2 separate regions of the Homo sapiens genome follow, and region 1 is linked to region 2. A link is a loop called in an ENCODE intact Hi-C map of the cell type or tissue named here. Cell type or tissue: Caco-2. All regions are shown on one strand. Each heading gives the region's core, and the rest is flanking DNA. Links, peaks and the distances in the headings are about the cores only. Region 1 holds the start of SNORD115-45 (small nucleolar RNA, C/D box 115-45). Region 2 holds the start of PWAR1 (Prader Willi/Angelman region RNA 1).

Region 1 (16,046 bases), core at 6,342-11,341, 130 kb after region 2:
AAATGGGTCCCTGACCCCCAAGTAGCCTAACTGAGAGACACCTCCCAGTAGGGGCTGACTGATACCTCATACAGCTGGGTGCCCCTCTGAGACGAAGCTTCCAGAGGAAGGATCAGGCAGCAACATTTGCCGTTCTGCAATATTTGCTGTTTTGCAGCCTCCACTGGTGATACCCAAGCAAACAGGGTCTGGAGTGGACTTCCAGCAAACTCCAACAGACCTGCAGCTGAGGATCCTGACTGTTAGAAGGAAAACTAACAAAGAGAAAGGACATCCACACCAAAACCCCATCTGTACGTCACCATCATCAAAGACCAAAGGTAGATGAAACCACAAAGATGGGGAGAAACCAGAGCAGAAAAACTGAAAATTCTAAAAATCAGAGCACCTCTTCTCCTCCAAAGGAATGCAGCTCCCTGCCAGCAATGGAACAAAGCTGGACGGAGAATGACTTTGACGAGCTGACAGAAGTAGGCTTCAGATGATCGCTAATAACAAACTTCTCTGAGCTAAAGGATGAGGTTCAAACCCATCGCAAAGAAGCTAAAAACCTTGAAAAAAGATTAGATGAGTGGCTAACTAGAATAAACAGCATAGAGAAGACCTTAAATGACCTGATGGAGCTGAAACCATGGCACAAGAACTACGTCACACATGCACAAGCTTCAGTAGCCGATTTGATCAAGTGGAAGAAAGGGTATCAGTGATTCAAGATCAAATGAATGAAATGAAGCAAGAAGAGAAGTTTAGAGAAAAAAGAGTAAAAAGAAACAAAGCCTAAAAAAGTAAAAAAGTAAAACAAAGTAAAAAAGAAACATGGGACTATGTGAAAACACCAAATCTACGTCTGATTGGTGTACTTGAAAGTGATGGGGAGAATGGAACCAAGTTGGAAAACACTCTGCAGGATATTATCCAGGAGAACTCCCCCAACCTAGGAAGGCAAGCCAACATTCAAGTTCAGAAAATACAGAGAATGCCACAAAGATACTCCTTGAGAAGCGTAACTCCAAGACACATAATTGACAGATACACCAAAGTTGAAATGAAGGAAAAAATATTAAGGGAAGCCAGAGAGAAAGGTCAAGTTACCCACAAAGGGAAGCCCATCAAACTAACAGCAAATCTCTCAGCAGAAACTCTACAAGCCAGAAGAGAGTGGGGGCCAATATTCAACATTCTTAAATGAAAGAATTTTCAACCCAGAATTTCATATCCAGCCAAACTAAGCTTCATAATTGAAGGAGAAATAAAATACTTTACAGACAAGTAAATGCTGAGAGATTTTGTCACCACCAGGCCTGCCCTACAAGAGCTCCTGAAGGAAGCACTAAGCATGGAAAGGAACAACCAGTACCAGCCACTGCAAAAACATGCCAAATTGTAAAGATCACTGATGCTAGGAAGAAACTGCGTCAACTAACGAGCAAAATAACCAGCTAACATCACAATGACAGGATCACATTCACACATAACAATATTAACCTTAAATGTAAATGGGCTAAATTCTCCAATTAAAAGACACAGACTGGCAAATTGGATAAAGAGTCAAGACCCATCAGTGTGCTGTATTCAGGAGACCCATCTCATGTGCAGAGACACACATAGGCTCCAAATAAAGGGATGGAGGAAGATCTACCAAGCAAATGGAAAACAAAAAAAAGCAGGGGTTGCAATCCTAGTCTCTGATGAAACAGACTTTAAACCAACAAAGATCAAAAGAGACAAAGAAGGCCATTATGTAATAGTAAAGGGGTCAATTCAACAACAAGAGCTAACTATCCTAAATATACATGCACCCAATACAGGAGCACCCAGATTCATAAAGTAAGTCCTTACAGACCTACAAAGAGACTTAGACTCCCACACAATAATAATGGGAGACTTTAACACCCCACTGTCAACATTAGACAGATCAACAAGACAGAAAGTTAACAAGGATATCCAGGAATTGAACTCAGCTCTACACCAAGCAGACCTAATAGACATCTACAGAACTCTCCACCCCAAATCAACAGAATGTACATTCTTCTCAGCACCACATCGCACTTATTCCAAAATTGACCACATAGTTGGAAGTAAAGCACTCCTCAGCGAATGTAAAAGAATAGAAATTATAACAAACTGTCTCTCAGACCACAGTGCAATCAAACTAGAACTCAGGATTAAGAAACTCACTCAAAACCACTCAACTACATGGAAACTGAAAAATCTGCTCCTGAATGACTACTGGGTACATAATGAAATGAAGGCAGAAATAAAGATGTTCTTTGAAACCAATGAGAACAAAGACACAACATACCAGAATCTCTGGGACATATTTAAAGCAGTGTGTAGAGAGAAATTTATAGCACTAAATGCCCACAAGAGAAAGCAGGAAAGATCTAAAATTGACACCCTAACATCACAATTAAAAGAACTAGGGAAGCAAGAGCCAACATTTTCAAAAGCTAGCAGAAGGCAGGAAATAACTAAGATTGGAGCAGAACTGAAGGAGATAGAGACACAAAAAACCCTTCAAAAAATCAATGAATCCAGGAACTGGTTTTTTGAAAAGATAAACAAAATTGATAGACCACTAGCAAGACTAATAAAGAAGAAAAGAGAGAAGAATCCAATAGATGCAATAAAAAATGATAAAGGGGATATCACCACCAATCCCACAGAAATACAAACTACCATCAGAGAATACTATAAACATCTCTATGCAAATAAACTAGAAAATCTAGAAGAAATGGATAAATTCCTGGACACATACACCCTCCCAAGACTAAACCAGGAAGAAGGTGAATCTCTGAATAGACCAATAACAGGCTCTGAAATTGAGGCAATAATTAATAGCCTACCAACCAAAGAAAGTCCAGGACCAGAGGGATTCACAGCTGAATTCTGCCAGAGGTACAAAGAGGAGCTGGTACCATGCCTTCCGAAACTATTCCAGTCAGTAGAAAAATAGGGAATCCTCTCTAACTCATTTTATAAGGCCAGCATCATCCTGATACCAAAGCCTGGCAGAGACACAACAAAAAAGAGAATTTTAGACCAATATCCCTGATGAACATCGATGCAAAAATCTTCAATAAAATACTGGCAAACCGAATCCAGCAACACATCAAAAGCTAATCCACCACGATCAAGTTGGCTTCATCCCTGGGATGCAAGGCTGGTTCAACATACACAAATCAATAAACATAATCCATCATATAAACAGAACCAAAGACAAAAACCACATGATTATCTCAACAGATGCAGAAAAGGCCTCGACAAAATTCAACAGCGCTTCATGCTAAAAACTCTCACTAAACTAGGTGTTGATGGGACGTATCTCAAAATAATAAGAGCTGTTTATGACAAACCCACAGCCAATGTCATACTGAATGGGCAAAAACTGGAAGCATTCCCTTTGAAAACTGGCACAAGACAGGAATGCCCTCTCTCACCGCTCCTATTCAACTTAGTGTTGGAAGTTCTGGCCAGGGCAATCAGGCAGGAGAAAGAAATAAAGGGTATTCAATTAGGAAAAGAGGAAGTCAAATTGTCCCTGTTTGCAGATGACATGATTGTATATTTAGAAAACCCCATCGTCTCAGCCCAAAATCTCCTTAAGCTGATAAGCAACTTCAGCAAAGTCTCAGAATACAAAATCAATGTGCAAAAATCACAAGCATTCCTATACACCAATAACAGACAAACAGAGAGTGAAATCATGAGTGAACTCCCATTCACAATTGCTTCAAAGAATAAAATACCTAGGAATCCAACTTACAAGGGATGTGAAGGACCTCTTCAAGGAGAACTACAAACCACTGCTCAACGAAATAAAAGAGGACACAAACAAATGGAAGAACATTCCATGCTCATGGATAGGAAGAATCAGTATCGTGAAAATGGCCATACTGCCCAAGGTAATTTATAGATTCAATGCCATCCCCATCAAGCTACCAATGACTTTCTTCACAGAATTGGAAAAAACTACTTTAAAGTTCATATGGAACCGAAAAAGAGCCTGCATTGCCAAGTCAATCCTAAGCCAAAAGGACAAAGCTGGAGGCATCACACTACCTGACTTCAAACTATACTACGAGGCTACAGTAACCAAAACAGCATGGTACTGGTACCAAAACAGAGATATAGACCAGTGGAACAGAACAGACCCCTCAGAAATAATACCACATGTCTACAACCATCTGATCTTTGACAAACCTGACAAAAATAAGAAATGGGGAAAGGATTCCCTATTTAATAAATGGTGCTGAGAAAACTGGCTAGCCATATGTAAAAAGCTGAAACTGGATCCCTTCCTTACACCTTATACAAAAATTAATTCAAGATGGATTAAAGACCTAAATGTTAGACCTAAAACCATAAAAACCCTAGAAGAAAACCTAGGCAATACCATTCAGGACATAGGCATGGGCAAGGACTTCATGACTAAAACACCAAAAGCAATGGCAACAAAAGCCAAAATAAACAAATGGGATCTAATTAAACTAAAGAGTTTCTACACAGCAAAAGAAACTACCATCAGAGTGAACAGGCAACCTACAGAATGGGAGAAAATTTTTACAATCTACTCATCTGACAAAGGGCTGATATCCAGAATCTAGAAAGAAGTTAAACAAATTTACAAGAAAAAAATCAACCCCATCAACAAGTGGGCAAAGGATATGAACAGACACTTCTCAAAAGAAGACATTTATGCAGCCAAAGACACATGAAAAAATGCTCATCATCACTGGCCATCAGAGAAATGCGAATCAAAGCCACAATGAGATCCCATCTCACACCAGTTAGAATGGCAATCATTAAAAAGTCAGGAAACAACAGGTGCTGGACAGGATGTGGAGAAATAGGAATACTTTTACACTGTTGGTGGGATGGTAAACTAGTTCCACCATTGTAGAAGACAGTGTGGCAATTCCTCAAGGATCTAGAACTAGAAATACCATTTGTCCCAGCCATCCCATTACTGGGTACATACCCAAAGGATTATATATCATGCTACTATAAAGACACATGCACATGTATGTTCATTGTGGCACTATTCACAGTAGCAAAGACTTGGAACCAACTCAAATGTCCATCAACGATAGACTGGATTAAGAAAATGTGGCACATATACACCATGGAATACTTTGCAGCCATAAAAATGGATGAGTTCAAGTCTTTTGTAGGGACATGGATGAAGCTGGAAACCATCATTCTCAGCAAACTATCGCAAGGACAAAAAACCAAACACTGCATGTTCTCACTCATAGGTGGGAATTGAACGGTGAGAACACTTGGACACAGGGTGGGGAACATCACACACGAGTGGCTGCCGTGGGGTGGGGGGAGGGGGGAGGGATAGCATTAGGAGATATACCTAATGTAAATGACGAGTTAACGGGTGCAGCACACCAACATGGCACATGTATACATATGTAACAAACCTGCACGTTTTGCACATGTACCCTAGAACTTAAAGTATGAAATATATATATATATATATATATATAGTCATGAGGGAGAGAAAATACTCTTAGTTACTTGGACTAACCCACGAAGTAGGACAGTATAATTTGAAAAAGGACTTGGATTAGTTGTAAACGTATAATGTAATATCCAGCACAGCCACTAAAAATGATTTTGAAAAAAGCAGTATAATCAATATACTAACAGAAGAAAAAGCAGAATCAGGCCAGACATGGTGACTCATGTCTGTAATCCCAGCACTTTGGGATGCTGAGGCAGGAAGATCACTTGAGCCCCGGAGTTCAAGTCCAGCCTGGCAACGAATAAGAGCCCATCTCTACCCTCCACCCCCCCCAAAAAAAAAAAGAAAAAGAAAAAGAGGCCGGGCACGGTGGCTTACTCCTGTAATCCCAGCACTTTGGGAGGCCGAGGTGGGTGGATCGCGAGGTCAGGAGATCAAGACCATCCTGCCTAACACGGTGAAACCCCGTCTCTACTAAAAATACAAAAAAAAAAAAAAAATAGCTGGGCATGGTGGCGGGCGCCTGTAGTCCCAGCTACTCAGGAGGCTGAGGCAGGAGAATGGTGTGAACCTGGGAGGCAGAGCTTGCAGTGAGCCGAGATTGCGCCACTGCACTCCAGCCTGGGAGACAGCCGCAAGATTCTGTCTCAAAAAAACAACAACAACAACAAAAAAAAACAAAAACAAAAACAAAGAAAACGAAAAGAAAAAGCAGAATCTTTTTTTTTTTTTTTTTTTTTTTTTTTTTGAGATGGAGTTTTGGTCTTGTTGCCCGGGCTGGAGTGCAATGGCACGATTTCAGCTCACCACAACCTCCACCTCCCAGGTTCAAGCAATTCTCCGGGCTCAGCCTCCCGAATAGCTGGGATTACAGGTGTGCACCACCATGCCTGGCTAATTTTTTGTATGAAAAAGCAGAATCTTATACAATGCTCAATTAAAATCAGGGAGAGGAGAAAAAGAGTAGAATACCAAAAAAGTAACAAATTACAAGGTTGATATAAATAGAAAACAATCACAAATACTGAGTATACTAATCTAAGTATATCAATAATCACTTTAAACATCGCTTAAAAGACAGAGATTGTCAGTGGATTAAGAACAAGACCCAAATATATGTTGTCTATGAGAAATGCACTTTAAATAGCTGGGCATGGTGGTGTGCACCTGCAGTCCTTAGGAGGCCAAGGCGGAGTGTCACCTGAGCCCAGGATTTTGGGACTACAGTGAGCTATGATCATGCCACTGCACTCTAGCCTGGTTGACAGAATAAGACCTCATCTCTATAGAAAAAAGTAAGTAAATCTACTTTATAAAGGCACAAATATATTCACAGTAAAGGAATAGAGAAAGATATCCCATGCTAACATTAATCAAAATAAAGTGAAATAGCCATATTAATTTCAGACACAACCGACTTTAGAACAAGGAATATTATCAGAGATCAAAAGGGACATTCCTTAATGATAAAGGGATCAGTTTTCTAAGAAGACATAACAATCCTTAATGTGTACGCACTGAACAGCAGATCATCAAAGTACATGAAGCTAAATCTGATAGAACTGCATAGAGAAATAGATAAATTCACTCTTAGAGTTGGAGGCATTGGCATCCCTCTATCAGAAATGGACAGGTTTAGCAAGCAGAAAATCAGTAAGGGCATAACATGATCAATCATGATCAAAAACTTGATTCAGTCAACTATATGTAACTGACATCTATGGACCACTTTACCCAACAACAGCAGATGACACATTTTCTCACACACACATGAAACATTCAGCAGAATAGACCACATTCTGGGCTAGAAAATGCACCTCAACAAATTTAAAAGAATAGAAATCATACAAAGTATGTTCTCAGACTACAATGGAATGAAAGTAAACAAAAATCACTAAAAAAGATAGCTGAAAAACATGAAAATACTTGGAGGTTAAACAACAGACTGAAATAACTGAAGGTCACAGAAGTCTCAAGATAAATTTTTAAAATATTTCAAACTAAATGGAATTGAAAGCACAACTTATCAAAAATTTAGGAACGCAACAAAGGCAGTGCCTACTGGGAAATTTATACCACTGAATGTATGTTAAAAAGAACAAAGATCTAAATAAATAATCCTTCCCATTGGAAAGCTAGGGGGAAAATTCAAATTAAATTCAAAGTAAGCAAGTAAAAGAAATAATAAAATATGAATACAATTCTGAGTGGCCTGATATCTGATTTCTGGAAGCTGAGTTTTATGTGGCTTTAGAAGTTTCATGTTATGAGTGTGAAATGGCAAGTGACCATGGCGATTGCTTCTGATATGGCCACCTCAATTACATAGAGAAGGGATGATCAGTGGCATCATCCCAGTTCTGCATGATACCACACCAGTGATTCTCCAAAGTCAAGAAACCTGTATATGTTGTCCTTGTGTTTGGTGAATCTGTGGTCTATAGACTACATAATGGGCTATTTCTGGGGTACTGACCATTTTGCTCCATTAAGGAAAACCATGCATGAGCCATATAACTATGGGAAACAATGTTTTCCTTTTTGACACCTGGCCTACTCTCTTCTTAGGTGAGAGCAAAGGAAGAGCACCACTTGGCCTGCTGCACCCAGGGCAATTTATACCATCCAGATATCCAGCACTGAATATGTAGCAACTCCAATCCACCATAGAACATTAATCTATCTCTGATAAGCATGCTAATATCTATGATTCTGCCTTTGTGGGGAGATGACTCCATAGATTAACCCCCTGGCTTGGGGCAATATGGAGATGTTATATTGTCTTCGACAGGGAAGATGACATAAAAATTATGTTCAATAGGATTATGTGGAGACTTAACATAAGTGACAAACCTAAGACAAGAAGTTAGAAATCCTTGTTTCTTTTAGGTGAATAATTTTGGAGCTTGAGAAAAAGACACCATTGTGGCGAACTTGCTTTGCCAAACCCTGTGTATGCATTTTTGGGTAAACAACACATTTTCATCCTTTAAGCATTGTTTCCATTATTTATAATTCCTAATAGTATGAGACATTTAGGACTCATTCCTTGGTTCTTCTTCTCTCATTGTATCTTTCATTGTATCTTTCAGTGCTGCAAGAGATGCAATCATCCCATTAATGAAAGCAGAGTGACTGCCTTCGTCACACATACATTCAAAATAGATCACTAGGCTAGTGATGATTCTCTCTTAAGGCTATTATGTTTACTCATTTAAAAAATCTGGATCTCAGTATAGATTTTCTTCTCAGTGAGTGACTGACCTATCTGATATGATGCTATGACAAAATCTTTACTTTTTACCTGAATTTGGTGGGATTGAAAGTTGAGAACATATTAATTTATTTTCTGTTTCACTTGATTAATAATGCCCAATCTAACATGCAGTGTTCACTTGGGTACATATATACAACTACATCAAATTTTTTCTTGTTTTACCTTAAAAGTGTTAAGATATTGTAATGGTATGGCCAGTTTACTCACTGGTAAACTTTTCATAACAGAAATATCATGCCAGTGGACACAAATATGTAACATCAGTAATTTGCTTTCCTCATGAAACAGAGAACTGAATAAGTTGATGGGTAAACTAGTATCTGAATTATAAACCCCAAATATCATGTGACTTCATCATTTTCAGTATAATGAAAATACAGGCTGTGAATGCTTCCAGTTGGTCCTGAAAGGGCCTTTGAGGTGAGTAGGTTCACCAAAGCGGCAACATATGTGTCCCAGTGGGCATTCTACTCCTCAGTAAGTGACTTGACATTCTTTATGGCTTCCTCATGATTAAAACAAGTCTTTTTATTGAAATTTTACTGAAATAATGATGAAACAATGTAATATTCTTTTCATCTACATATAAGAGTAGACATAGATTAACCTCTACCTTTTTTTTTTTTTTTTTTGAGACGGAGTCTCGCTCTGTTGCCCAGGCTAGAGTACAGTGGTGCGATCTCAGCTCATTGCAACCTCTGCCTCCCAGGTTCAAGCGATTCTCCTGCCTCAGCCTCCTGAGTAGCTGGGATTACAGGCACGTGCTACCATTCCTGGCTAATTTTTTTGTAATTTTAGTAGAGACATGGTTTCACCATGTTGGTCAGGCTGTTCTTGAACTCCTGACCTTGTGATCTGCCCACCTCTGCCTCCCAAAGTGCTGGGATTACAGGCTTGAGCCCCCGTGCCTGGCCTTCACCTCTACCTATTATAATATTTTCATGTTATTCCATTTTGTCATGTTTGTGGGTCATTTGATGAGGGTTCACAATATGAAAACTGGGCATTTTGGCCAAGATGCATGTAAATGAATACAACTCCATGTGCCCTGATAACTGATTTCTAGATCCTGAGATGCAAGTGGCTTCCAGAGTGTCTGTATTTTATGAAAGTTCATATACAGTAAACCATGCTAATTGTTACTGATACAGCTTCCTTGAATATATAAAGCGATGATTAATGGGATGTTTTGTTTCTGCAGAAAACCACTGAATTGCTTCTCCAAAGCCAAGTGACCTGTATGATTTGTCCTTATTATATTTTGTGAACCAGTGGACTAAAACCTTTATAATGGGTCATTTTTTTAGTATTGTCAATATTGCTCAATTAACAAACATGACTCATATACACAGGTGAGATGTAGTTCTCCCTTTGACATTTGCTCTACATCTGTCCCTTAGATGATGATATGGAAGAAAAGCACTCTTTGGCCTGTTGTGACTGGGACAGTTGACAGCACCCAGGTGTCCTTTAATGAAAATGCTCTTGACACCAATGCATCCTAGCATCACAGCTTCAGGAAGCCTTCTCAAGTGTGCATGGGGAGTACTATGTCTTTCATCAATAATGAAATCTTCTGATTTGGTGAGAAATAATGCCTTAAAATTACACTCAATAGGATTATGCTGAGGCTCAGCCTACCTAGATGAAAATGCTGAAACAGATAATAGTGACTTCTTATTTCCCTTCAAGGGGAATTTTATTTTGAACTTGAAATAACAAAATCTTTATGGGTAACTTGTTTGCCCAACTGTATCAGTGCACCTATAAATGAACAAAAAATTCTCAGCCTATAAGCTTTGCTTCAGTGACCTTTAATTTCTAATAGTAAGGTATATTCAGGTCTCATTCTTTGGCTTTTTCTCTTATTGTGTATTTCAGTAAGACATGCTGCCAAGAGATGTGCCATTCTATTATAAAAGATCAGTAGCTTCCTTTACCGACGTGTATATTCTATCTAGAACATTGAGCTATGGAAGACTCCCACCTAAGGGAATTAGTTTTACACCTTCAGGTAATCTGAACTTCAATATGAGTTTTGCTTTATGATATAATCCTTATGACAAAATCTTTACTTTTTATCTGAACTTCATACAATCAATATTGAAGATTTTTTAAATTCACTGTTACCTAGTCCAATATTTAATATACATTTGGCTGTAGATACATGACTAGACAAAAATTTTTTATATTATTATTGTGGGGGCTCTAACAGTGTTTCACTGTTTTGAGTTACTGATGAACTTTCTGTAACTGTGAGACCATGGTAATGGAAGAGACCGTGGTAATGGGGAGGAGAATGTGAGGATCAGTATGTACTTTGCCTATAAAACTTAAATATTTAGTAATTTGATCACCAAATTGATACTCAAATTTCAGTTCCTATCATGTGTAAACCAAAAAGTATCTGAGATTTAGAAGTTTATTTAGAAGTGGATTTTGCCAAGGTTAAGCACATGCTCAGAAGAAATAAACCCAAAATCACAGAAACCGTCTGGGGTCTATGTCTTTCTCCAAAGATGATTTTGAGGGCTTCAGTGTTTAAAGGGGAAAAGTGGGCTGGAGGGGGAAAAGGGAGGGTATGATAATCCGTATGTTCCAAGACAAAAGGAGCAGGTAGGGGTATAGTCAATAATGTATTCATCTCATGCTCAGTAAATCAGCACTTTACATAAGATAAGGTGAACATAGAGAAGCTACCTGTGGAGATCTTTAACCTTTAATCTGTAGCTATCTGCTTAAGATCAAAAGGAAATTCTTGCATGACTCAGCTTTCAGCTTATTTTTTTTTTCTCTTGGCGTAGTAAATTGGGGTCCCAAGTTTATTTTCCTTTCACACATGTGACCCCACTATTTTCAGAATAATGAAAGCACATGTTAGAAATGATGACACTTATTCCTAATATGGACTTTGAAATGACTGGGTTCACAAATTTAGAATCATGGATCTCATTATAGGTTTTTATTTTCAATGAGTGACTGGCCTACTTGATGGAATTCTTTCAAAAAATGTTCACTTTTTACTGAGATTATATTAAAATAATGTTGGAATGTGTTCAGTCATGTTTACCATCTCTATAGTATGATATATGATAATATCGCAGATTACTCAGTGTCAAAAACCTGGCATACCTTGTCCTTATGATGTTGATGAGTCAATGGTCTAGAGCCTTAGTAATATGTCTTTTTGTGGTAGTACGGACCGTATCTGTCCACTAAGAAATAGCCTGTGTAAGCCATATACACATGAACAATTTATGTCTGATTTTGAACTATGGTCCCATTCCTATGCCTGTAGATAAAGACTGCTGAGAAGAGCACCCTCTGGTGTTGTCACAGAGGCAAGTGCTACCGCACAGGCATGCTGCAGTGAATTTAACTGATCCTCTGTCCCTGCAACCGTTGTTTAAGGATGCTATTCTGGTAAGGGTTTACAAGACAACGTAAATATATGTATAAAGAGTATCTTCAGGAGACGTAATAATGTAAAAATCATGCTCAATAGAATTAAGCTGAGGCTCAAAATAGTGCCAATCCTTGCAAGAAGGTGTGAGAAGTCATTAGATTTGGGGGGTATGGGTTATTCCATTTTGAACTTGGTAGGAAGAAACCCTTGGGGGAATCTTACATCATTTGCCTCTACCTACTTCTAAAGGAACTTTTAAAATTCTTTTATCTTGTCTTTATTCTTAATACTCATACATTATTAGAGAGAATATCTTGGTTTATTTTTTCCTCATGGTGTGCTTCAGAATGTTCATCCAGCAAGAGGTGTGTCATTACACGGATTATATATATGAGTTCTGTCTTTCGTAATTAAAAAATTTCAAGTGGACCATTTGAATATTAAACATTGGCCTTCAAAATGATTACATTTACCTGTTCATACAAAATTAGTGAGCAATGATCTATTCTTTCCAATGAGTGACTGATCTAATGAGGTCCTCATTAAAACTCCTTTTTTTTTTTTTTTTTTTTTTGCCTGAACGTACTTTGATTTAAAGATGTGACATTTAGTAATTCATTGCAATCAACTCTTTAGTGATTGCACAAATAGACAATCCTTTTCTATTATTTTATTTTTTGGTTGCTGTGTATGGTGTTATGATGTTTGTGGATCATTGAGGCACTACTCACAACTGAAAGACTTTGGCAATTTTAGGGAATGGCTTGAGATTCAGCTATAGGTTACCCTTGATTGAAATTGAATACAATACAGGTAGTCTGAAATCTCATTTCCTTATCCTGAGTCTCACTCAGGTGTCATTAGATTCATTATAAAGAAATGCATACACTATGTATGATGCCAGTTGTTACTGATATGAAGACGATAAGAAGCTTTTATTTCTGCAGGGAAATAATCCCTTACCAGGTCATCAAAAGACATGATACCTATGTGCTTGGCCCTTACTGTACACGGGGAATCAGTGGTCTACCACAGCTTAAGTAACGGGTCATATTTGGAGTATCACACATCTCAGTCTTGTAGAAATTAGGAACAGCAATTAGGAGTCATGCACATATAAGAGATGTAATCCCACCCTTTGACTATAGCCTACTCTTGTCTTTTACAGAAAAGACTGTGGAGGAAGAAAACCCTTTACCCTGTTGTTCAGGGAGAAACTGACACCACTCAACTGCCTGGCACTGAAAATGTGGCATCCAGTCCACTTTACCATCAGTGTTTAAGGAAACCATCTCTGGTAAGCATATTTGATCCAAGTGTGCATATGCACATGAGTGCCATGGGCTGGGTCAATGATGAGATGTTACCTTGAAGAGAAATGATGACGTAAAAATTAAGTTCAGTTGGATTACGCTGAGGCCCAGCCTAGGTAACAATTGTGAGACAAGAAGTTTGGATTTCTTAGTTTCCTTCCATTGGGGACTTTATTTTGGGATTCTGGCAATGGAATCTTATTGCGAAACTTGTTTTGCACGCTTCTATCTGTGTGCTTCTAAGTAAACTATAAATTCTGATTCTTTAAGTGCTATTTAAGTTTCCTACAATTCCTAATTTTCTTGGATATTTGGCACTAAGACCCTTGCTCTTTTTCTCTCATTGGATGATTTAGTAAGTCCTACTGGCACTATTCTATTGAGTGGAGGTGAGAGGCTGCCTTTGCTGACTGAAAAATTTCAAATAGATAATTGAACTAGTGAAGACTGAGCTCTATAATAATTAGATTTATTCATTCAGACAACATGAATATCACGATAGGGTTTTCTTCTCAATGATTGACTGACACATGTGATGCAATCCTCATGAGAAAATCCTTACTTTTGCCCTACGATTGATTGTTTTCAGGGTTGAGAAATATGATACATTGGAATTTTGCTCAATGCGCTACAGTTATCGTGGTCTAAATATACAGACAAAATTTTCTGTAATGTTAGTATAATATTTTAACAGTGCTAGGATATGTTTTGATCATTAATGAATCTTTATGACTTAAGGGTCCTTGCAATTGGGATAAAAATGTGAGTTTCAATAATATGTGTTTGCCCATGAAACTTGAAATTAGATAAATTGATGAGCAATCTGGTGCCTGACTTTTCTTTCTCAAGTACCTTTGGCTTCGTTTTCATTATGATGAAAGTGTGTGCTGTGAATAATGCCAATGGTAAATAAGACCTTTATGGACACTTATATGAATGACAGTCAGGGCCGTTCCTTCAGGCCACATGATTATCGTTATGCATTCTTCTTCTCAATGAGTGACTAGCATACTTGCCAGGATCTACAAGAGGGAAACTTTATTTTTTACTAAAATTGCATCGATATAATGTTGACAAGTTTTGTGATTATTGGTATCATCTCTAAGATGTGATGCTCATTTGGTCTAAATATAGAAGTTAACATATTAACTTCTAATTTATATATGTCAGGTTGCTATGTTTTTACAATGTTTGTGGTTTATTGATGATGACTCACAACATAAAGACTATGGCATTATGGCTACATGTTCTAATTCTGATATATACATATCCCATCATTCATTAAATTAAATACAATTATGAGTAGTATGATGTCTGTTTTCTAAAATCTGAGTTTCACCTGGCTCCAGTATGATCATTATATGATGGAGTGCAAGCAACATGTTAATGCCAATTGTTATTGATATGGCTTCCTTGAATATGTAAACAAGACTGATCAATTGAAGGTCTTATTTCTGCATTAAACTACCTGAGATATTCTCCAAATTCAAGAGACCTGTATAGTTAGTCTTTATTCTGTTTGATGAATAAATGGCCTATAGCCTATCTAATGGATCAGTTTTTCCAGTACTAATCATATCTCTTCATTAAGAAATAGCATGCATAAGCCATACATACAGGAGGTAATATTTGTCATCTTGATCTACTGTCTTATCCTCCTCCCCTTAGATAAGGATGACTGAGGAAGAGTACTCTTTGGCTTGTTGACACCAGCACAGCTGACACACCCAGATATCTGTTTGGTCTCCTGTGAACTTTCAACCAGGATTTAAGGATGCCACTCTGGTAGGTATTTTCAGACAAAGTGAATATGTGATTGTAGAGTTCCATGGCTTGTTTCAACAATAAGACCTTATGTTGTCTTGAGGACATGAGATGACATGAAAACTAGACTGGCTGGTCCTTATCTTTTCTGGGGTATTCTAGTTTGAGCTTAAGATAAAGAAATATATTTGGGATATAGTTTCTCTCACCTGTTTCTATTAGCTTCTAGAAGACCACTTATCAATTCTTTCCTCCTGATTTAGTGGAAAACATTTTGGCAGTTCCTCAAAAAGTTAAAGATAAAATTACCATGTAACCCAACAATTCTGCTCCTAAGTACACACTCAAAAGAATTGAATACAAATGTTCAAATGAATACATACACATGAATGTTCATAGCAGCACTATTCACTGGCTGGAGTTCCAGACCAGCCTGGCCAACGTGGCAAGACCCTGTCTCTACTAAAAATAGAAAAATTAGCTGGGCATGGTTGCTCACGCTTGTAGTCTCAGCTACTCAGGAGGCTGAGGCACAAGAATCACTTGAACCCAGGAGGCAGAGGCTGCAGTGAGCTGAGATCACACCATTGCACTCCAGCATGGGTGACAAGTGAGATTCTGTCTCAAAAAAAAAAAAGTGAAGGTATGATGACAATGTCACACAAAATAGTGAATACCAATAAAAAGATAGAAATTATTAAAAAGAACCAAATGAAAATTCTGGAGTTGAAAAGTACAATAACTAAAATTTAAAAATTTATTAGAAAGGCTCAATAGTAGATTTGAACTGGGAGAAGAAACAAGAAGTAA
Region 2 (16,046 bases), core at 6,972-11,971:
TTGCAATATGTGTAAAGTATCACACTACAAATAGTTTTACATTGGATTGTTTATTTGCTCTTCGTTTGGAAGTGTTCTTTGTATTACTGGGACATACATTTCTTGTTCAATATATGTGTTGCAAAGGTTTCTTTCATTAAGTATCTTAGCCTGCCTGCCTTCCTTTCCATTTCCTTTCTTTTTCTTTTCTTTCTTCTCCTTTTAATGCTGTTATGCTCTAAATTTTAAAATGGCCCGAATTTGCCAGTGGCTCATCCCTTATTGCTATTTATTCTTCCTCTCCTTTTCTCCCCCATCTCTTTTCCTTTAATTTACGTGAAATTAACATAACGTAGCCATTTAGTGCATTCAAAATGTTTTGCAACTGCCATCCTTAACTAGTTCCAAAACATTTTCAGCACCCCAAAGACAACCCATACCCATTAAGCAGTCAGTCCCAACTCTCTTTCCCCATCTTTTCATTTTTGTTTTTTGGAGTTTTTTTGAGACAAAGTCTCACTTTGCACCCAGGCTGGAGTGCAATGGCACAATCATAGCTCACTGCAGCCTCAAATTCCTGGGCTTATGCAATACTTCCACCTTAGCCTCCCGAGCAGCTAGGACTACAGGCATATGTCACCACACCAGGCTAATTTATAAAAAAAATTTTTTAGACACAGAGTCTTGCAGTGTTGCCCAGGCTTCTTGTGTCTTTCGATAAACAGACATTGAAAATTTTTAAGTCCAGTATATCAGTTTGAGTCTCTTATTTTTAGTGCTTATTACTTACTATTAAATCTTTGCTTACTCCAGGTTTGCAAATAATAGTTTTCTAAGTTTTCTTCTAGAAGCTTTGGGACATAAGTATAACATCTATCTCAAATCATTTTCAAATGTAGTTGAAGTTACTTGTTTTCATCAATCTCCAGTTGTTGCAGAACCATTTGATCAAAAGATTTTTCTTTTTCTACTGAATTATCTAATGCCATTGTTGAAAATAAGTTGGCCATTTACGTATGGATCTTTTTTGAACTCTCTGTTTTTCCTTCTTTATGCCATTCTTTTTCACTGAAGTTTAATAGTAAATCTTGAGATTAAGTAGTGTGAGTCCAAAATTTTGTTATTTCAAGGCTTTATAGAGGAAGGAGATGGCTACACTGGGTCCTTTGTATGTTCACTTAAATTTTAAAATTATCTTGTCAATTTCCTAAAAAGCCCAACCGAGAAATTGATTTTGATTACATCAAAACTATAGATAAATTTAGGGGGGATTGACATCTTAACAATGTTGAGTCTGTAGTTCTCCATTTATTAGGTCGTCTATAATTTCTCATAGATGTCTTTTATGGTGTTTAGTATAGAAGCATACCTTGTAGTTTTCAATATAGAAACATTATTAAAATTTAACATTTAATAAACTAGATTAAATTGTTAAATTTATTTGTTTTGTTGTTTTGATGCTATTGTAAATGAATATGTTTAAATTTCGTTTTCCAGATTTGTTACTATTATATGAAAACAGTAATATTTTCACATTGCAACTGCTTTTCAGTTGGGTTGTCTTCTTTTCAGTCTTAGGAGAAAATATGTAATTTCTTACCATTAAGAAAGATACTAGCTGTTATTTTTTTGTAGATGCCCATTACCAAATTGAGCAAGTTTTATTCTAGTGCCAGTTTGCTGTTAATTTTTATAATAATAATGTGATAAATTTGCTGAATGTTTTTCTACATTTATTAATATAATCATGTTTTCCCCCTTATTCTCTTATTATGGGAGACTGCATTGGTCAGCTTTTGAATGTTAGCCCAACATTGCATTCTTGATGTAATCCAATTGGTCACTGTTATCCTTCTTGTATATATATTACTGTATTCAATTTTTCTGCTAGTTATTTAAGAGTTATTCACCTATGTCCGTGATGGCCATTATCCTGTGGTTTCCTTTTTAAAAATTATTTTTGTCAGATGTTGGCATTAGGCTTCATAAAATGTATTTAGTATAGTGCTCTATTTGCTAGTACACTTGACCCTTGAACAACAGACATGGAGATTAGGGGTTCAGACTCCCCCATAGTTGACAATCTGTGGACAATTGTTTGCTCTCCAGAAACTTAACTACGAATAGCCTACTGTTGACTGAAAGCCTTACAGATAACATAACTAGTCAATTAACACATATTTTATGTTATATGTATTACATACTATTTTATTAACAATAAAGTGAATGAGAGATAAAATGTTATTACGAGACATAAGGAAGAGAAAATATATTTACTATTCGTTACGTGAAAGTAGATGATCATAAAGGTCTTCATTCTCATTTTTATGTTGAATAGGCTGAGGAGGAGGAAGAAGAGGAGGGGTTGTTCTTACTGTATCGGGGTGGCAGAAGCAGTACACTTGGTGTAACTGTATGGAAATATAGTTTCTAGCTTTTTTGATTTTTCATTTCTCTAAAAATGTTTCTATATGGTACAGTCCTTCTTCCACTGTTTACTTATTTGTAGTACCCACATCATAGAAGGAGCCATATTGTAAAGAAGTCAAATGCAGACTTAAATAATTAGAAACCTTCTGCCAGCGTGTTTTTCTGGCACTCCTTCTGTGTCGTCTTCCTTATCGTCTGGTACTGGTTCAGAAGCACTTGTCTCCATCACGTCATCTTCTGTTAATTCCTCTAGTGTGTTATCTATTAGCTCTTGAATTTCTCCAAGGTGTATATCTTGAAAGCCTTCACTCACCACCCTTTTTTCCGTGTTCACGATCTCTTTCGTGATTTCCTTGGTTGGCTGTATTGTAAATCCTGTCAAGTCATGCACAACATCTGGACACAGTTTCCTCCAGCAGGGGAGTGTGTTGTGTTGGGCTTGATGCTTTCACAGCTTTTTGTGTAACGATGGCATCTTCAGTGCTGTGATCCTTCCAGACTTTCATGATGTTCTATCAGGGTTCTCTTGCATAGTGTTAGATAATCCTTTCCATAAAGTACTGTGTGTAATGAGCCTTAATGGTCCTTATGACTCCCTGATCTAGAGGATGATTTAGAGATGTTATGTCTGGGGGCAAATAGACCACTTTGACACCTTCAGTATTGAACTCATGGGGTCAGGGACATTGTCCAATCAAAAAAAAAAACTTTAAAAGGCACTCACTTACTGCAAGGTACTTCTTGACATCAGGGTCAAAACATCAATGAAACCAATACAGAAAAAAAGACTTCTTATTGTCCAGGCCTTTTTGTTTTACAATCAAAAGACCGGCAGCTGGTGTTTTAACTTTTCCCTTCGAGGCTCAGGAGTTAGCTGCTTTATAGATAAGGTCAGTCCTGATCATAAACCCAATTACATTTGCACAAAACAGTAGAATTAGCCCATCCCTTCCTGCCTTAAATCCTGGTGCTCACTTCTCTTCCTTACTAATAAATGTCCTTTCTGGCATTTTTTTTTTTTCAGAGTAGGGCACTTTCGTCAGTTTAAAAACCTGTTCAGGCAGATATCCTTTCTCCTCAATGATTTTCTTAATGGCATCTGGGAACTGCTTCTCCTGCTTGACTGTTTTTAAGCCAGACTTCTTTCTAAAATTATCAAACCATCCTTTGCTGGCATTAAATTCTCCAGATTTAGAACCTTCACCTTCCTTTTGCTTAGGATCATCTTGCACCCTAGAGGTATGCCTTACAGCAATCCTGTACCCGCAGAAAAGATGCATTTTCAATAGATAGATACTTTGCAAAAGTGCAAGGTTTTCACAGTGTTGGTACAGCTGCAACAATGGCTTCATGAATTTCCTTTTTTTTTTTTTTTTTTTTAACAATTGTCCTCACACTGGATTTACTTATCTTGAAATGGCAAGTAGCCCCTGCTGGAGACCTCAATCTGTGGTACCTTTTAAGCAATTAAACGTTTTCTTGTAATGTCATGACTTTCCTCTGCTTCTTAGGAGTACTTCCAGTATCACCAGTGGCACTTCATATGGGTCCCATGGTGTTAAGGTTTATGGTATTACACAAGACACTATGAAAAGTAATATGAGAACTGTGAAAGCTTTTGTTTTGCTGCCACATGCAATTTACTGGAGGGAGAAACTGTTTCCTGGCATGATTTCGGGTCACCTGGCACTTTAAGCAGATGCAATTGAGCTCCCCACTGTAGCAAAAGGAGGTGGCTACAAAATTATTACAATAATGCTGGGTGTACTACAGCTAATTTTATGCAGTTAGGATTTAATACCACATATTTACATTTCTCTCAACTGCAAATGGCACCATGTAGGATCTGTGAGTATGTGTGAGTAGGTTTTGATAAATTTTAACTTTTTATAATTTGTGTATATTTTATGGTAATAAATGATAAAAATAGGCTAGTATCTACATCTATTTTATGCATTCATGACATACCTTTTTCTTAATTTTTTTGGTATTTCTGGACTACGCAGTTGAGTTTTTTCAAATTGTCACAAATTTCCAAAAATGTATCCAATGTATTTATTGAAAAAAGTCTGCATATAAATAGATCATATGCAGTTCAAACTTGTGCTGTTCAAAGGTCAAATTTCTTTGTGGAATGTTTGATAGAATTCATTAGTGAAATGATCTGGGCCTGGAGTTTCCTTCGTGATATTTTAATGAACAATTTCAGTTTATTTAATAATACAGGATTGAGAGTTTCTGTTTCATTTAATGGCAGCTTTAGTACTGTTTTTCAAAGAGTATAGTCCATTTTATCAGATTTGTCAAATTCAGTAGTATAAAGTTGCTCATGATAGTTCCTTATTACCCTTATACTGTCTGTAAGATCTCACCTTTCCAATTCTGATATAGGTAATATTATTTTTTCTCAGGTTGGTCTTTTTTTTTTTTTTTTTTTTTAACTATCTTGTCATTTAAAAGAATCAATCTTTGATTTGCTAATTTTCTCTTTATCTGTTTTTTATATTATTGATTTCTTTCCTTCATCTTACCTTGGTTTTAATATGCTCTTTTTTTTGGTAGCTTCTTAATCTTGAGACTATTAAGTCTTCTATTATGTACCTTACTTATTTTCTAATATAACCATTGAAGGCTATAAGCACTACATTGATAGATTCCACAAACTTTGATATATTGTTTTAATTACCATTTAATTCAATTATTTTCTTCCTTTGTGTTTTAATTTGATCTGTTATTTTTAAGTGGAGTATTTAATTTCCAAATATTTGGGGCTTTTCTGTGTAGTTTGTTACAACTTCTGTTTTAGTTTTGTTTTGGTTCTAAAAAGTTACTCTGATATTTCAGCTTTCCAAATTTATTGAGACTTATGGTCTAGCATATGATCTGTCTTGACAAAAGTTTCACATGCACAGGAATATATATTTAAACTCAAGGTGTGCAGATTTTGTTCAGATAGATAGTGTCTAGATTTTCTAGATTGTCAGTGAATTTTTACAATTGTTTTATAAGTTACAAAGAGAATAGTGTAAAAAATTTCTGCTGTGATTATGATTTTCTTTATCTTTAGTTCTCTCAGTTCTTCGTGTATTTGGAAATATCTTATTGTTTATACTTTTATGAACATCATGACTGTAATAAATTTTATCTTTTCCTAATTTGGCCTGTCTTACCTTATGTAATATTTCTGGTCTTGATGTCTGCTTCGTCTGATATCTGAATAATATTACCAGTTTTCTTGGGTTTGCAGTATGTCTGGTGTATCTTTTTCTGTTCTTTAAATCTGTCTTCATAGTGCTTCCATTATAGAGAGCATAGAGATGGATCTTTTTTGTCCAATTTAACCATCAGTGACTTTTAAGTCTTTGGGGTCTTAAGTCCCTTTGCATTAAACATACTAACGTGACTAGACTTATGCCTACTATTTAGCTATTGTTTTTCCATTTGTCCCCTCTAGTTTGTTCCTCTCTGCCTGCTTTGCTTCGTTCTTTTGGGTTAATTGAATATTTTTAGTATCCTACATTAACTTCTCTGTTTACATTTCGGCTCCACCTCTGGGTATTTTGTATGGGTTATAAAATGTACCCTTAATTTATGACAATCTGCTTAGAGTTAGTATTGTACACTTCTCATGAAGTAAAATTTTATATATATATATATATATATATATATATATATATATATATATATATATATATATGAGGGAGTCTCAATCTGTCACCCAGACTGGAGTGCGGGGGCATGATCTCAGCTCACTGCAACATTAGGTGGAACTGTATTAACTCTAAAAGGACTGTGATAATTTAAAGATGTATATTATAACCATAGAATAATCACTAAAAAGTACAGAGAAATATAGCTAAAAAAGCAACAGCAGAATTAAAATGTAATAGTAAAAATACTTGATTAAAAGAATACAGGAAAGAATGAAGAAAAGAACAAAGTAAACTGTATAGAAAACAGATGGCAAAATGGTAGACCTAAACACAGTCATATTATAAATTACTTTAACGGTACACTTGTTTTTCATTGCTTTAATTGATCAAATGATAGGTAAAGTATTTTAAAGTCTCTTTGTAGTTTTCTTTAAATCTTAACATTTTGTGCAATGTTTGCTTTGTGAAGATTGATGCTATGATATTTACCAATCATTTAGAAGAGATATTGCTGGGTGTTTTGGTAAGTTTAGGTTACTTACATATCTTATATGATGAAATCAACATTTTTTATTTGATCAACTTAATAGAGGCATCCTGTTTGAAAGAAGAAAATAACAGATCTACAAAATTCTGATTCATGTAATAAGTAACCATTATGATAATAAATGTTTTTATTTATTGAGTGCATACTGAAAAGTGGTAGGAAGATTTTGTGCTGAAATATTTGTAAACCTAGTAATTAAAAAATGTTTTGGCTGGGCTTGTTGGCTCACGCCTGTAATCCCAGCTCTTTGGGAGGCCGAGGGGGGTGGATCACTTGAGGTCAGGAGTTCGAGTTCGAGACCAGCCTGGCCAATATGGTGAAACCCTGTCTCTACTAAAAATATAAAAATTAGCCAGGCATGGTGGTGCACGCCTGTAGTCCCAGCTACTCGGGAGGCTGAGATGGGAGAGTCGCTTGAACCCAGGAAGCAGAGGTTGCCGTGAGTCAAGATTACACCATTGCACTCCAGCCTGGGTGTCGCAGTGAGACTCTGCCTCAAAAAAAAAAAAAAAAAAAAAGCTGCTAATTACCCCATGCTAAATGTGTTGTAATGGTATTAATTTGATATATAACATATATGTAACATTTTATATATGTGCTCATATGATGATACTGATAATACCTCCCTCAAATTGCTCTTTTGAGTATTAAGAAAAGTTTATATAGAAAAACCAGTTTGGAAAGGTTTGGAACATAAGGCTACAGTGATTAGATGTTGAGAACAGCAGCAATAATAGTTGTCATTATAATATCTGATTAAGGCAATATTTGCACCCAGGTATACCTTGCTTCAGAACTGTGTGATTAACCATTATACCTTGAGGCTATTCATACCCTACCTTCACTTTGTTGGCATAATCTGAAGTTTTAAACCATAATCACATATTGCATTTGCACAATTAAATTTTAAAATATATACAAATTACAGTCAAATTATTGCATTCATTTCATGACTATATTCTGTTTCCATCCATAAGTACCGTATGGTCAACAATAACATGTCAAAGAGAATTTTGTTGTCACCTCGTTTCATTGTACCATGTTCACACTGTTCTTTATCTCTTTTTTCCATTGGCAGTATTGTGTTCTCAAGAAGAATTATTCCAGAAGCACCCCTGAAATAATATATTTCCTTAATTTTGGTATTATTAGCCCTTCTTTGCTTTTCTCTATAAATTGTCCTGATCAGTCACCTCTCTCAATTATATACAACACAAAGTAGCTTAAAGGAGAAAAAAAAGGAGATAAATAACCATGTTGGGTCTGGCGTCAGGCTTAATGGAGTCCAGTAGTCCAGAATTTAAAGACACATATGACCGTTTGCTCCCTTATCTCTTAGTTCTCCATTTCTTGGTTTGGCTTAAATCTTCAGTCACTTTTTCTTTATGTGAATTTGCAAAGGGATCATTTGAAGCCCTAGATGCAATTATTACCTGCCTTGCAATCTTGGTAGGATGTGTCCTCCTTCCCTCCTCCTTGTCCATGTAAAAGTTGGTGGGTGAAGAGATGGACAAGGCTTGAGTCACTAAGACATTCACTGACCTGGGAATAACTCAGGATAGGTCTGGTCATATCCCCAATGGAGGCAATGTACCCTAATGAAAAGGTCAGGGTCACTGGTCTCATTGTCCAAGGTGTTATCTGAGCTCATGGTCTCACAACCAAGAAAATTAAGGAGTATGGACACAGGGTGAGGTTGGTTGGAGCAAAAGTTTAGTAAGCGAAAGAAGAAAGCTCTCTGCAGCAGAGAGGGGAGTCCAAGTGGATTGCCGTTTTTACAGTCATTCAAAAGCTTTTTTAAGAAACTCCTCTCATCTCTGTAGCACTTTGAGTAACTTCTCTTATCAGCAAAGCTGTCTGTACAACTCCCCTTATCTTATGCAGCTGTGGGTATGTCTCTAGGCAAGCACAAAGCGCCGCTTATTTTTGTTTGTGTAACTGAGGGTTTGTTTTAGGTAAGCCCCCTCCTTTCTGTGCAGGCTTCCAGGGAGCCCACCATGTACATATCTGAAAAGGGAAGGAAACTTTTTGCTGGGAGCTTGTTAATCATACAAAGAATAAAGGGCTTCCATGCCAGACTTTGCCTGCCTGCTTATCTATGGCTTATCTGTGCAGCTATAGCCTGAGTTTCCCCTGGCTGCTCTGTTTTTGCCTGTAGCTGTGATTTTTTCAGGCAGACAGCTTCTCTGAGGACTAGTCTCTTAGCTGTTTACTCAAGTAATTTTTCCTGTCCTTTTCCCTCACTATGATTACCAGCTCCCCTAGGACTTCATGGTCTGGAATGAAATATTCCGTGGGAGTCAGGGAAAGGGAGTTTGTTGCAAACATGTCCAGGCCAGACACTTTATATAAAGTGTCAAAGTAAAGTACACTTACATAAAGTGTAAGTGCTGCCACCACCACTAGGGTGCCAGGTACTCTAACACAAGTCTTTATTCCCATAGATGTGAGTTAACATTTATACCACCAGCTCACACTATCAAACAATCCCACGTACCCCAAATAAACACTGGTGCCTGGTGGGCAGCAACAAGCCCTCCTTCAAGGAAGGAGTTCATTTGTTGGTTTATCCAGCTGCTCCCGCTTTGCTTATGGAAGCGCTCCGTTTTCTAGGGGTCTTAGAAGCTGTAGCAGTGGTAGAAAGCCCCTTTTTTGTGGACTATTATGACTTAGGCTTTTATCAGAGCCTCAGAGAATTGCTGTTGTTTTGTTGGTTAGGCTTTAGGTTTCCAATCTGCATACACAATTCCTTTGAAGCACCAGGCTTCCAGGCAATTTGGTTGAGGGAACTTATTGGGATATGAAATATTATCAGGCACCATTTCTAATCAATGTACCTAAGTTATGACTTCAGGTTTAGAGAAAAAAAAAATTTTTTTCCCTTGGCTTCAGGCTTCCTTCTGGAGGTGATAACCTCCTAAATGGACTGTCTTTAAGGGCCTGTGGCATGTGCCCTCCTTTCAGGAAACTAGTGTATGCCTGGAGGCATTGGTAATGGCTTCTCTCATCTTACTGTGGCTTGGGAAGAATATGGCTATTGCAGATTTTCTAGTTTCATTACCACCTGACCTTCAGGCTCCTTACATGTTATAGGCAGAAAAGGTGCCTCCACAAAGTTGTGGGCTATTCTCTGCTTTCAGAAGGACAGCTGGAAATGGTACTTAATTCTTTGTAGCAGCACCATCATGAATAGCTGCCCACACCCATATACATCATTATCTTTTTTGGTGAAGACTCTAAGACTTCAGGCCATGATATCCACAAGGCTATGTTCATGCACTACTTCGGTATAATCTCAAAATAATTGCCAGCTCCCCAGTGGAACGCCTGCCTTGGTCCATGTGGAATGTGGGCATATGGTAGGATTTCCTTGGAGGAACTAGAAGAGGAACATAAAGAATGTTAGGCATATAAATTATTGTTTCTTTTTCTTCTTGTTTCTTTCCACTGAGTTATGTGTGAGCCCCCACACCCACCCTACCTTCCTGTCCTCTACCTTACTGATGCTATTTTCAGGCTGTTGTAGAATTGGGTGTGTAAAATTAAATTAGCCTTTCTCCTCTTAATATCTGTAAAATGAACAAATTTGACAAAGAAACTACCTATCTGATATATAAGAAGGTTATTAGCCTGTACCACAAGTGAAAAAGTTTCATCCTGATATATCAAAATAGTACCACTTGAAGGAAAACGTTGGGGCCATCTGTTTCTCTCATTGTAGTTAGAGTACAGATTTTTAAAATATGAGCCTCAGGCATAAAAATGCAGTATTAGCAACTCAACTTGAAGAAGCAGTTACTAGTGTCCTGGGTGGGCCCCAGGGAAAATAGTACCAACTGCCTGTTATATTTAACTGCAATTAAAAATGGCAGTGCTGGGTATCTTCTGTCTCTGGGTCATCTCCTAAAGATCCTGCAGAGGGAGCCATAGCTAGTGTAGAGGCCAGCCATAACTAGCCATGGCAAAGACCACAGGGAACGCTCTTCAACATGCTCTGCACTGATCCTCTACCCTGGTGTGGAGAAATGTCAGATTCATCACTAACAAGGTTAAAGGTGTAAATTGAGGGAAAAAAATGAGAAAAGTTATCTTTCACATAAGACTTCAGAAAGAAATTGCGTCGTCAGGTTTGGAACTGGTTTGTAATTTCATCCAGTTATTTTCATTTTAATTACTGTCACTGTTTTCTTCATCCTTGATAAACTATGAGCTCTTTGAGATTGTCTTTTTCATATCCTGATGTCAGAGCTTCCTGTATTTTCTGATCATGGTATGTGCTAAGTAAATGCAATTTTTAGCATTTTGAATGGTTTATCAAATGATTGAAGGAGTGGGTAATAATATAGATTACATATACAGTCAGCCACATATGTGTATGTATGTGTATTTGTGTGTGTGTGTGTATATGTATATACTGTTGACCCTCCGTATCAATGGGTTTCACATTTGTGGATTCATCCAATCATGGATCAAAAATATTCTTTAAAAATATGGTTGCATCTGTACTGAACAGGCACAAACTTTTTTTCTTATCATTATTCCCTAAACAATGCAGTATGACAACTATTTATCATAGCATTGACACTGCATTAGATATGATAAGTAATCTAGAGATTAAAGTATATAGGAGGATGCATGTGGATCATATGCAAATAATACACTACATCTTATATAAGGGACTTGAACATCCATGGAGTTTGGTATGTGGTGGGTGATACCTCCTCTTTGAGGAGGTGAGTATCAGAGACGCAGGTAAATATGATCCAGAGGGCAAAGAGGCATTGCCAGCCTCACACTGGCTGTCAACACCATGCTGAGTTCCACGAAAGCAGCGAGGAGAGGGTGGTGTTCTTGTTTCTGGTACAATACCTGGCATAGAGAAGATGTCACAGCAATGTTCGTCTATTGAATAAGTCACCAAAATTGTGAATGACTGAATAAATGGGCAAAGGGATTTGTTCCCTACTTGCTGTGGGAAGTTTCTTGTAGTTATGACCTCCATGAAAGAGAGACTCGTATCTGGAGAAAGTTCATAGCTGAAACCATGAGATTTAACTTTTGAAGTTATAATGGATCTATTTTTTTAACATCATAAATGAAGATTATGCAATACTGTATGTGCTTCAATTGACACAACCCCTTCCCATTCAGGGCTGATTTATGTTCTGTACTGAATGACAGGCACAGAAGTAAATGTGATAATCCTGTCCCGTCGTTACCCTTTATTGTGGTCTTGCTGTGTCCCAGCCACACACTTCATACTGTATCTGTGTCATCATTCTCATATACATCTATATAGGTACACTTCCATAGACTTAGGCCCATTTAATGGAGGAGCAACTCCAACATTTAGAGATCATGAAAGGTACCTCATGACATATATTGACCTAGTGGCAGAGCTGCTTAGTTCTACAGCCTCTGAGTGGAATCCTCACGACAGTAAAAACACAAGCTTGGTTTCTCACACACTCTACCTGCTTTTTCTCATCCCCTTTAGTCTCTATTCCTTGCTGAGATGTGTTAGGCATTAAATGGTTACAGTCTACTTCTGTGTGTAGTCTCCAAACACTCAGAAACCTCAAAATTTAAAAAAATACAGAACAATATGTTATTAAATAATCAGGGACAAGTTAAAATGGTAAAGAGAATAGGCCACTTTGTGAAATCATATGCAGGGAAGAAAAAAATACTGGAGTGAAAACAATATAAAAATAATACTAGATGCTGTTTCGTAGCACCAAGTGTGTTCTAGCTTCTGTGGTTGTTGCTTTATATCATTTTATATAATCTTTACACAAAACCTACAAGCAGATATTATTTCCCCTATTTCAAAAATGAGAAAACCAAGGCAAATAGTTGGTAAGTAGTACATATATATTATCCTAACTCTGAACTTCTGGATTCAAAGACCATGTTCTAGGATACCATTTTGTGTACCAGCATGGAATATGTTTTTAGTTCATCTATTTACTCTAAAAATGTGGAGCATGTAGTGTGAGACAGAACTGTTCTAGGCTGTGAGGAAGTAGCTGTGAGGATGGTAGTATGGGTCCCTGTAATAATGAAAATGGAATATATTGGTATGTACAAGTACATGCTCATTAAAGGAAATTGATGTTGGCATAGATTGCCTGGGTTCAAATTCCCATTTACCATGTTTTCCTAGTTGTCTCTGTGGTGAGAGGAGGTGGAATGTACTAGCCATTACCAAAATTAAGAGAGATTGTTGGAAAAAGTCTCATTTAGCACAATAACACATTAAATGTATTCAATAAATGTTACTTATGACTCTTTGAGAAAACATACGTTTAAAAAACATGGCTTATGTTACACATACTATATGCTGGCTCCCAAAAATAAACATATTTCCCAAGAAGTGTCTGTTGATAAAGCCAAATATATTCTTACTACACTAAGGGGAAGCCCATCTTAGCAGTGTCTCAGCAGCATATTAGGGGCGTGGGGGACAAAACAGGATATCTGGGATCTTGAAGTTTCATTTTAGATGGGTCTTTCAGTGTGGGAGCTTGATTAGGATTGGGTGAGGGTCATGACACAGCATTTTAAGATTGAACGTTAGGATTTTGAGATGAGGGATTCTACAGTGTGGAGGCATAAGCTGTGGTCTGATGCTTTCTGTTGATGAGTTGATGGTCTTTGGGAAGTTCCCAGGATGAACAAAAATATTTGCAACTTTTATCTTCCTGGGCAAGAGTCTCAGAACATCTACACTTATATCAATGAAGGTAAAATGATAATAATGTCCCCAGCGAAGACAGGAAGCCATGTGGGTAGATAATGTAAGTTGTGTCATTTCATGGTTCCATGGATAAGCAGCTGTACTTAAGCTGCTTATCCTGGTGGATTCTGGAGATCCACACTTGAAGGTATCAACACAGAAATATACTAAGAGGATTGTGGTCAGAGTTTGTTGTCAGCTACTGAGTGAGGAGCCAGGAACATACAGCTTTTACCAAGAAAATCTATACCATCCACACTGTGATGAGCCCACAAGACCAGATATGGGACTTTAGCCAAATTACCTAATTTTATTATGTCTTTGATTGCTTTCTGGTCCTTATCTGGGATATCAGAGATCCCAGAGAGATGGCAGGGATGCAAATTAAACATTCTTCCCCCAAAAACAACACATTTTTCCCTTATAAAATTACTATATTCTGAAAAATTTCATGAACCTCCAAGTCAAGATGGGGCATTGTCTAACTTGCCTGCTGTTTGCTATACAATAGCATGGAGTCAGCTCCAGGCTTCCCAACCCTTTCGAAAAGCATGAATTGAAGAGGCTTAAGGAGAGAAGAAAGCAACCCAGAATTCCCTGTGTGGTTACAGTTTGGGTTCTTGCCTCAAGGCCTGGTTTTTCTCTTTTTGGAGTAAAGTTATCTGAAGACCTCTTTTTCTAAGAGAAGAAACTAATGGGTCAAAATGGACCCTGGGGGATGTCAGGGACTACAGTGAAGGCAGACGTTAGTTCACCCCTGAAATAAATTTCTGTCCAGTGTGCAGACAGTAGCCAGCAGACCTTTGTCTCCATCATCCAATACCAGTCTTTTCAGATCTAGTCAATGATCTATTTAAAGCCAAAATATCCTTATGAGACTGTCAAATAGTATTGTATTTTTTTGTATCACTCGTCAAGAATAGCTTAGTACCCGGCAATAAATTTTATAGTACTGATATTAATAGATCTCAGGTGAAAGAAAAGTCATGTGTCTTATAAGATGGGTGAAAGCCACCTCCAAATAGATACTCTGTTCTCTAGTTGTTTTTCATGTTCTATTCCTCTGTAAGTTCAGTTACAAAAGCTGACTTCCACAAAAAGTTCTCCAGTATTGTTTTGGAACCTTATTTTCTAATATCTTGTCATATACGAGTTGAGTCCCAATTAATGATTCATTATGAGGAACTGGAAACGAGAAACTGAGTGGCTCACCAAGGAAAATATGTGCAAACCTAACGGACAATTTGGTTATATGATTTAACCACTGCATGCATAAATTATAACTAGGTATTGGACTCATACTGAGGAGTGATTAAAATGTAACTATGCCTTATAAGCAACATAATTAAATGTAGCTTTAAGCCAGATAGGCAAGAAAATAACAAAAGGACGCAGATTAAAACATGACAATATATGGTATTGTTCTATGAGTCTTGAGTGGAAACTCTACATTTCATGCAGTCATCTACTTGGGCTAAAAATCATGTGTAGTGGCCATCTCCTTCCAAAGACCATCTTACTTCTAATGAGTTCTCATTGAGGTCTCACGTTCTCAGTCTGAGGTCTCCAGGTCTCAAGATTTCTCAGCTTGAGGTCTCCAGTAATGATTTAAGATGGTTTATGCCTCTTTGATTGGAAGACATCACTCTCAGTATCAACTCCCTGGAATTTTACTTCTGGATGAGTCGTTAACAGTATCCGATAGGGTCTTTTCCATCAGGGTTCGAGGGCTTTCTTTCTCAGGTATCTCTCCTGGAGATACCTGAGACCAAGCCTCTGAATTTAGACCATGTGAGGGTCATTTAGTAGAGGAAAAGCTGCTTGTTTACCTCTTAATAAGACTGGATAAATTGCCTGAGTTACCTGCAATATTTGGCTGTGATCACTTCCAATAATGTAGAGTCTAGAAGCAGAGGAGATATTCCTAGACTCGTGGGTTGGCCTGTTGCTAACTCAAAAGGGAAGATTTGATGAACCCCAGAAGTTGAGCTCATTGTCATTAAAGCAAACATTAGGCCATGTGAGTTTGAGAGTCTTTGATAGTTTTGCTAATTTGAGCTTAAACTTTTTGTTTATTCTTTCTATATTTCCTGAAGATTAGAGTAATATGGACAGCAGCGTTTCTGTGTGGACTGGCAGAGCTGTACAAAGCTCTTTATCATCTCAGTAAAATGGAGATAGTTTATACTTGTACTAGAGAGAGAGTTTGGGAACATAAAATCATGTCAAATTTTGCTCTGGCAGAGCTGGAAATCTCCAAACAAGGCCTCAATCTATCCTCCAAATAAGCGAACAATTACCATACATACTCAAAACCCATTGCAGAAGGTACTTACAAAATCTGTAAGTGTTCTAAGGGGCCCTGAGATTCTTGTTCATGCCCCATCTTTGCATTTTTACCAAGATTATACTGGTAACAAATAAGACACCGCATGCAACCTCAATAATCTTAGTGAAATTTCTCCATCAATGTTGATTGAGTGCAGTAGCCAATTTTTCTTTGCTTAGGTAGTTAATTGCATATTAAATGTTTGAAACATCCCGTTTAAGGTCCTCTGGCGCTACTAAGCATCTATCCTAGAGTGTGAGAGATTTTCCTCTTGCAATTTACCTGCAGATTTATATTAGTAACGGTTTGCCAACTGTGGAACCAATTGTTGACATTCTATAAGAACCTGTTTGAACCCGTCAGAAGGTT

The links. Hi-C counts contacts between places; a loop is a spot of excess contacts. Peaks named below come from ENCODE experiments on the same cell type or tissue, not always from the same donor. Only the 100,000 strongest peaks of a DNase experiment are listed, where the experiment ranks them.
Region 1: it touches region 2 in a loop (2.4-fold over the local background); 1 of 110 quality-filtered maps calls a loop at or near these places.

What each region holds. Positions count from the first base shown.
Region 1 is chr15:25,256,278-25,272,323 of GRCh38, forward strand. It overlaps SNHG14 (small nucleolar RNA host gene 14), which reads left to right. Exons shown (of 148, transcript NR_146177.1): 140 at 10,154-10,337; 141 at 10,635-10,767; 142 at 12,052-12,176; 143 at 13,328-13,456; 144 at 15,141-15,257. SNORD115-45 (small nucleolar RNA, C/D box 115-45) reads left to right here and starts at 8,250; the gene lies at 8,250-8,302. It overlaps SNORD115-46 (small nucleolar RNA, C/D box 115-46), which reads left to right and starts at 10,314; the gene lies at 10,314-10,384. It overlaps SNORD115-47 (small nucleolar RNA, C/D box 115-47), which reads left to right and starts at 12,240; the gene lies at 12,240-12,272. It also overlaps SNORD115-48. In Caco-2, for the core only: no CTCF peak of the experiment used is centred there; no DNase peak of the experiment used is centred there.
Region 2 is chr15:25,125,774-25,141,819 of GRCh38, forward strand. The region is part of intron 61 of SNHG14 (small nucleolar RNA host gene 14); the gene reads left to right. It overlaps PWAR1 (Prader Willi/Angelman region RNA 1), which reads left to right and starts at 9,869. Exons shown (of 1, transcript NR_022009.1): 1 at 9,869-12,280. In Caco-2, for the core only: a CTCF peak has its summit at 9,013; a DNase peak (open chromatin) is centred at 8,648.